Linked DNA regions of Homo sapiens: region 1 is linked to region 2. The links are chromatin contacts, found by Hi-C or POLR2A ChIA-PET in ENCODE. All regions are on one chromosome and are shown on one strand. Each heading gives the region's core, a stretch centred on a gene start or an enhancer-like site at or near the end of the contact. The rest is flanking DNA. Distances are from core to core; before and after follow the strand shown.

Region 1 (3,423 bases), core at 501-3,000, 40 kb before region 2:
TGGTCTTGATCTCTTGACCTGGTGATCCACCAGCCTTGGCCTCCCAAAGTGCTGGGATTATAGGTGTGAGCCACCACGCCCAGCGCAAGCTTTGATTTTAAGTTGAGAAAAGAAAAAGACTTTTAAAAGTTTGGAATTGATTGCTCAATTGCCATTGTGCTGTTATAACAGTAATACCAGAAAGGAGAGATCAGTTATTGTTCTATTGTCTCCCTTTCTCTCTTCTCTTGTCCCTTCCATACCCCACACCTCTCCGATGAGCAAAGCCAGCTGATATTTACTGTGTTCTGAGGACAGATGAGAAATGTGGGTACAGCACACATCACACAGTTTCCTGTGCAGCCAGCAAGCTGAAGGACTGTTCCGGGAACTCTCCGTGCATCACTCGGTGGAGCTATTAGACTTAGTTCCTCTCAGGGCCTTTACATTCTTTGGGCTCTGTGATTTTGTAAGAGATTAGACCTGTTTCCAAGCAGGTTCTGTTTACCTGGGAGCTACTCTACCTTTCTTAAGTCCAGGAACTTCTCACTAAGACTTCCCCCACAACCCAACACAACACACACAGGAAGAGGAGCATCTAGAAAGAGGGACATGTTGCCTCTACTGACACCAGTAGTATTTGATACTCACAGGTGAAAGGAACGTAGCTCATGATCATCCCTAGATAATTCAGTCACATAATCTCCTGAATTTCTTTTTCCTCTACTTGGGGGTTCTAAGGGTGAAATGCATTCATGCGTGTAGAACAATGTGAATAGTGTCTGGGTAAATACAACATAAGCATTTGCTATGAATGCTATTATTGGTTGCATTTTAGATGAAGTAAAACCTTCTGGGTAACTAGTCCCGGGAAAGCTAACAGTAGGTTGCATTTAATGTTGAAACACTTACTCATAGTCATGCATGTAAAGAGGTTGTCCTGGAAAATTTGGGAGGTGGTAAAGATATTCTAGTGTCTTCCACTTCCCTCTCATCTTCTGCTGTAGATTTTCTGCTTCTTTATCCCCATCTGCCTTGTGCCCCTCACTACCTCCATGGCCTCCTAGACAACTCTTCTGGCGTGGACCTCACCGTGGAGCCCTAGGGCCCCAAATACCTTCTTCCCCTTCCAGTGAAACAACATCAGCCTGTCACATAGCTAACTTCAGCTAGTTCTTATCACTAATTTAAATAAACTCACCCTCAAGGTTTGCATGACTAATGGATTTAAAATGTTGGCCCTTTCAGGGAGGGCTGGGGTTGCAGTTTTTTTCTCCTCAGTTTGGCATCAAATCTCACCATTTATTCAGTCCAGAATTATTTACAGAGTGTCTACTATGTGTCAGGAACTGTTTTATGCACTGGAGATATGATAATAGGCAAGATGGGCCTTCCAGGAATTTCTATTGTATGGATGAGATAGACAGTAAACAAGTCAACAAATGAATAAATATAATTCAGCCAGTTATTTAGGATCTTACATGCTGCTCTCTTTCCAGCAGCCTCTAAAGCTATAGGGCTTGGTCTTGAATTGCTGTGGATAATTCACGTGAGAATATTTGAATGTTGAGAGTCAAGCGTTCAAAGCAGCAGCCAGGCAGAAGGAGAAAAAGAGATGTTTTCAGATACGTCATGAACAGGTTGCCCTCTGATTTGACCTTGTCCCTTCCTCCCACTGGTGCTGTGCCCAGCTCCAAACATACTGGATTCCTACTGCAGCCTATCAAATATTTACACTGACATTACAAATATATATATTATTTACTTTAGCTTCTATAAAATATTTACACGTCATGCTAAATATACACAATATATTATATTGCACTGTGTTTTTCCTGCTGCCAGTCAGAGAGACTGTCTGGAACTTTCCCAAAATCATGAGAAAAGACCAGGGCGAAGGGAGAATGCAGGGTGGGCATATTAGGAGAAAGAAGTTGTGTCTACCTGCATCCAGGGAAAGTGCTCCCCAGGGAAAAGCAGGACGTCGAAGATCTGTCCAAGAGAAAATAATTGTGCACTTTGTCCTCCATACTTTTCCTCTACATTTAGTTCCTGGTTCAAAATAAGCACTGAGACTGAGGTCAGGCAGAGTTCAAACAAACAGAAGCTCTCACTCACCTCTGACATTGGAGATACCAGTTAGATAGGTCCATTGGATCAAATCCCAGGGCAAGGAGCTCAGAACCCCTTGTAGGGGCTCACAGAATGGTCCACAGAATGCTTTAGAAAATCTTGGCAGCCCTGCTCAGGTGCCCAACACATCACTGTGCTTCCCACCCATAGGAGGGGCCACCCATACCCACTGTCCATCTCACACCACAGGTGAGGTTAAACCATGGTGGCTGTGAAGCTGATGCCTCTGAAATAGACTCTTTTTCAATTACATTATAACACTGAATGTGTATTCCTGCACAAAATACCTCTCAACCTGATCTTGCATCTCCTTTTCTGCTTCCTGATGATCTGAGTGCCTGGCAGACAAGACTGTCTTCAAAGTCTTCGCTCATTCCACTTGTCCCTTTAAAAATGTCCCGATGGGTACATAGATGATCATCTTCAAGCTTTGTATCAGCGATATTTCCCTCTGCGTTGTGTCTTGAAGTCAAGGTCTGTTTCTCCTCCAAGCCTATTGTCTTCTTCAGGGTCCAAAAACATGATCTTGGCTTAATAACTTTATGATGGATCCAATGTTTATAACCAAAGGTGGACCTTGCTTAGTCAGGGCATAAATTGTATCATTTCAGAATCAGTAATGTTCCACGCTTCAGAATCTCCTGCCACAGGGGTCTAGATGAGCCCAAGGCAAAGAAGAAAAGGTCTTACCTTGTGGATGTCACTGATTCCATGTTCATCTGCTGCATCAGTGTTATGTTATTTATGCGAGATGCTGATGGAAGCCTCATCTCAGTCCATACAAGTCAAGATCTCTGTGGTTTTAATAACTTGGTAATGGCCACAGCCACCTTTTCCTGTAAAGATAATACCAATAATCTTGGCACACATAAAAAGAAACCAGTCAGCTTCCAAGCTCTCTGGATTTATTGTATGTCCTTATAAAAGGGGTTTCCCACAACATTCAGCCCTTTTTTGTCCTTTCAGCCTTCTACCATATAGGGCACAGTGTTCCTCCTTGCCTCTCAGGAGGATGCCACGTTGAAGGCGCCACCGTGGAAGCAGTGTCTGGGCTCTCACCAGACACCAAACCTGCTAATCCCCCAGCTTAGACTTCCCTAGTCTCCATAACCCTGATTTCCCGGTTTGCATAGTTGTCAGCAATAAGTTTATGCTTTTTATAAATTACCCAGTCTAAGATGTTTTGTTATGGCAGCATGAATAGACTAAAACAATATGCCTATCTTTTCCGTTACCAGTCTGTAAATTCCTCTATAGAATATAAAGCCTCTGTATTAGTGGTCTTATTTTTCTGGAAAGACTCTCCTAGAA
Region 2 (3,328 bases), core at 170-2,669:
TGCACTACTTGGTCAGTTTATAAGTGCATCTGTGTAACCTTGGAACAGAAACAAACAAGAGCAGGCCCTGTATACACCCAATCTGATGTCAACTAGCTTGTTTGCCAACTTGAGGGTCCAGATTCTCAGCTACAAAAATCATTTGCCTCAACCCATTTCTGCACCCCTGGAAGACTTGTACTTTTTTTTTTTCAAACTTACAATTTTGTTTTTAAATAAAGAACAAAAAATTAGTTTAGAAGAACTGAACCATGTATAGAATGAACTATGTACCATTTATTAAGTAACCACAAATGATAGAAAGGCATAGCATGCTTGTTATGAACCTTTGCAAAATACATCAAGAAGGCCTGGACCATGTTCTTTTCCTACATCAACATCCCAATATTTCCTTCATCTATGTAACTGTCTTTATGTCTGTTCCATACTTGTCTATTTCCTCCTTTGATATGAGTTTGTACCTTAATGTGCCTTCCTATAATCACAGAGGATATGTTAGTAGCACAGACTTCTTAATTCCCATAATCAAAACTTTGTCTTAAAATTTAAACATATGTTATTTATCCTAGTTTTCATTGATTTGGCTAATACTCCTGATATTTGCTGCTAAAATACTGAAATTCTGGAGATTCCCTTATTTTATTTTATTTTATTTTATTTTATTTCATTTCATTTCATTTCATTTCATTTCATTTCATTTAGAGACAAGGTCTCACTCTATATCCCAGGCTGGAGTGCAGTGGTGCAGTCATGGCTCACTGCAGCCTCAACCTCCCTGGGCTCAAGTGATCCTCCCACCTCAGCCTCCCAAGTAGCTGGGACTACAGGCATGTGTGACCCCAAGCCCGGCTAATTTCTGCGTTTTTTTATAAAGATGGGGTCTCACCATGTTGCCCAGGCTGGTATCAAACTCCTGGGCTCAAGCGATCGCCCTGCCTTGGCCTCCCAAACTGCTGGGATTACAGGTGTGAGCCACTGTGCCAGGCTAGATTCATTTTCTTCTAAAGCAAATACACTCTTCCTTCTAAAAACTTTAGCTGGGCATGGTGGCACGTGCCTGTAATCCCAGCTACTCAGGAGGCTGAGGCAGGAGAATCGCTTGAACCCGGGAGGCAGAGGTTGCAGTGAGCAGAGATCGCGCCATTGGCACTCCAGCCTGGGCAACAAGAGCAAAACTCCATCTCAAAAATAAATAAATAAGTAAATAAATAAATAATAATAAAATGAAAACTGCAGCCTTCCTTGTACTAAATAAAGGAAAGAGTTTTTAAAATCTTCCTAATTTTTGGAGGGAAGACATCACATTTTAGTCTAACCTTCACCCCATTAATCATGTAAAAGTTATTTAGTTGGTTGTTTTGCAATCCCTACCATGAAAAGTTTTCTCCCCTAAGGCAAATGGGAGCAAAGGCAGTTTGCTTGCTGCTCACTGGGTTTTACTTTTTAACTCTTCAAGTTGCACTCTGTGGTGTCTACGTGTACGATTTTATAGAGCAAAAAATATTGTTTACCTTGGTTTACAGATTTCTAACTTGCCAAGTTGATACATTAGAGCACAAATTAATTTTCTAAAACCAAAATCCTTCAGACAAAAGGACGTTGAGATATGAATAGATGTCTGATTGCTCTAGTTCCTATCCAGACTGAACCTTTCTTATCCTGTTAGGCTGTGCAGTACCAAGGGTTAACGTGACTGTGATGCAATCTCTCAGACATTCTCCACTCTCAGACAAAAGAAGAGAATGAGAGTGCAGGGGCAGAAATGATAAGTATGGAGTCAGACAGTTCAAAGATTTGCAGAGTTTGAACAACAGTGGCGACCCAAGGAGGACAGATAGTGAGTCAGGAAAAGTGTCTGCAGTTACAAAGCACTTCCAGAAGGATGAAGTGTTATATCGCCCAATATTTTGTGGACTTGATCCATTGCTTAATCACACTCTTACAAACTGTTTTAAATTCAGACTACAGGAAAATGTGGGGAAAGCTTATCATAAAATAAATCAAAGGGAAAATTAGATTCACTTCACCAAAACTCAGCTTATAGTTATGAGTCAATGTGGGGGAGACCACACCATGACATGGATTCCAGTTGAAATCAGATCTGAATCCAGAGGTGTTGAGTTACGGAAAATCCAAGGCAGGGCACTTGCACCTTTTTTTTGATGATTCATTTTAATTATTACTGACTTTGCCATTGAGACCTATGCTCTAGGGTCCCTCTCCAATATGCATTGCCCCATTTCTTTCTTGCTAACAGTACCTCTGTTTTGCTCATCCTTATCTAAACAGTCACTTCCTTTCAGGGAGGCTGAGCTCTTTCTCATTCTTCAAGGATGAAGTTGAGTGATGTCAATAATCAAAGTTTTCTAGGTCCCCTTAACATTCTAGTATTTCGGGGGTTTTTTGTTTTTGTTTTTGTTTTTGTTTTTTGGAAGCAGAGTCTCACTCTGTTGCCCAGGCTGGAGTGCAATGGCGCAATCTCGACTCACTGCAACCTCTGCCTCCTGGGTTCTAGCAATTCTCCTGCCACAGCCTCCTGAGTAGCTGGGATTACAGGTGCCACCACATGCCCAGCTAATTTTTGTACTTTTAGTAGAGATGGGGTTTTACCACATTGGCCAGGCTGGTCTCGAACCCCTGACCTCAGGTGATCTGCCCGCCTTGGCCTCCCAAAGTGCTGGGATTAGAGGCGTGAGTCACCACGCCTGACTGTATTTCCAAAGTGTGGGGCCAGGGGATATCTGAAAGGCATGTGAGAACATACTCCAGCAAGGCACTCTTGAGGGGTGCTCATGACCCTAGAACTAAGAAGCTATCTGGCAATCATGAGATGCCACACCTAGAGACCTGGACAACACATTAAAGATGTAGAAAGAGTGACAGCACCCAAGTCCTTGATGACAGTGTTGAGACATCCAGACTTTTGGTTATGTAAAAAGAGAAAAGTCTGTATACTTTAAGATATTTTAATTGGGTTTCAGCTACAAGCATCCTTCTGCTACAGTTAGCGTTCAGTTTAGACACTGGCAGTGGGTAGACCACTCCATTATTTTATTGTCTGTACATTTTGTGGTAGAAAAAATTATTCAAATGTATCCTATAGCATGAGATTTTTCAGTGATCTAATTAACAACAGAAAACCTAGCTTGGCATCTCTATGAGACATTCACTCAATTTCTCTCATCATACTTTCACTCAATTTCAGAAGAGCAGAATTTGTTCTCTTTTTAAAAACAATTTTTTGGGCCAGGTGTGGTGGCTTATGCCTGTAATCCCAGCACTTTGGGAGGCCGAGGCAAGCAGATCTCCTGAGGTCAGGAGTTCAAGA

What was found. A loop is a pair of places that touch in the nucleus more often than their neighbours do. ChIA-PET counts read pairs that join two places held with the same protein, here RNA polymerase II (POLR2A). Pooled maps may share reads with other maps.
Region 1: a loop to region 2 is called in a pooled map, with 2.3 times the contacts of the local background. The contact joins two enhancer-like sites. A Hi-C loop is called at or near these places in 3 of 168 maps with a recorded cell type or tissue (Caco-2, MCF 10A and PC-9), 1 of 37 single-sample maps with no recorded cell type and 2 of 50 pooled maps. POLR2A ChIA-PET finds 5 or more read pairs at or near these places in 2 of 52 experiments (Caco-2 and H1).

Annotation. Positions count from the first base shown.
Region 1 is chr10:29,103,463-29,106,885 of GRCh38, reverse strand. It overlaps LOC107984171 (a long non-coding RNA gene), which reads right to left. Exons shown (of 5, transcript XR_001747285.1): 4 at 2,803-2,948; 5 at 2,193-2,615. Among named protein-coding and RNA genes, the nearest start is that of LYZL1, 180 kb to the left of the region's middle. Within about 2 kb of position 1,750, at least 3 of the 41 ENCODE cell types and tissues checked have a DNase peak (open chromatin) inside an H3K27ac peak, as active enhancers do; they include PC-9, where a contact is called at or near this core.
Region 2 is chr10:29,062,947-29,066,274 of GRCh38, reverse strand. All of the region lies in intron 2 of LOC107984174 (a long non-coding RNA gene), which reads right to left. Among named protein-coding and RNA genes, the nearest start is that of C10orf126, 220 kb to the right of the region's middle. Within about 2 kb of position 1,419, at least 2 of the 41 ENCODE cell types and tissues checked have a DNase peak (open chromatin) inside an H3K27ac peak, as active enhancers do; they include PC-9, where a contact is called at or near this core.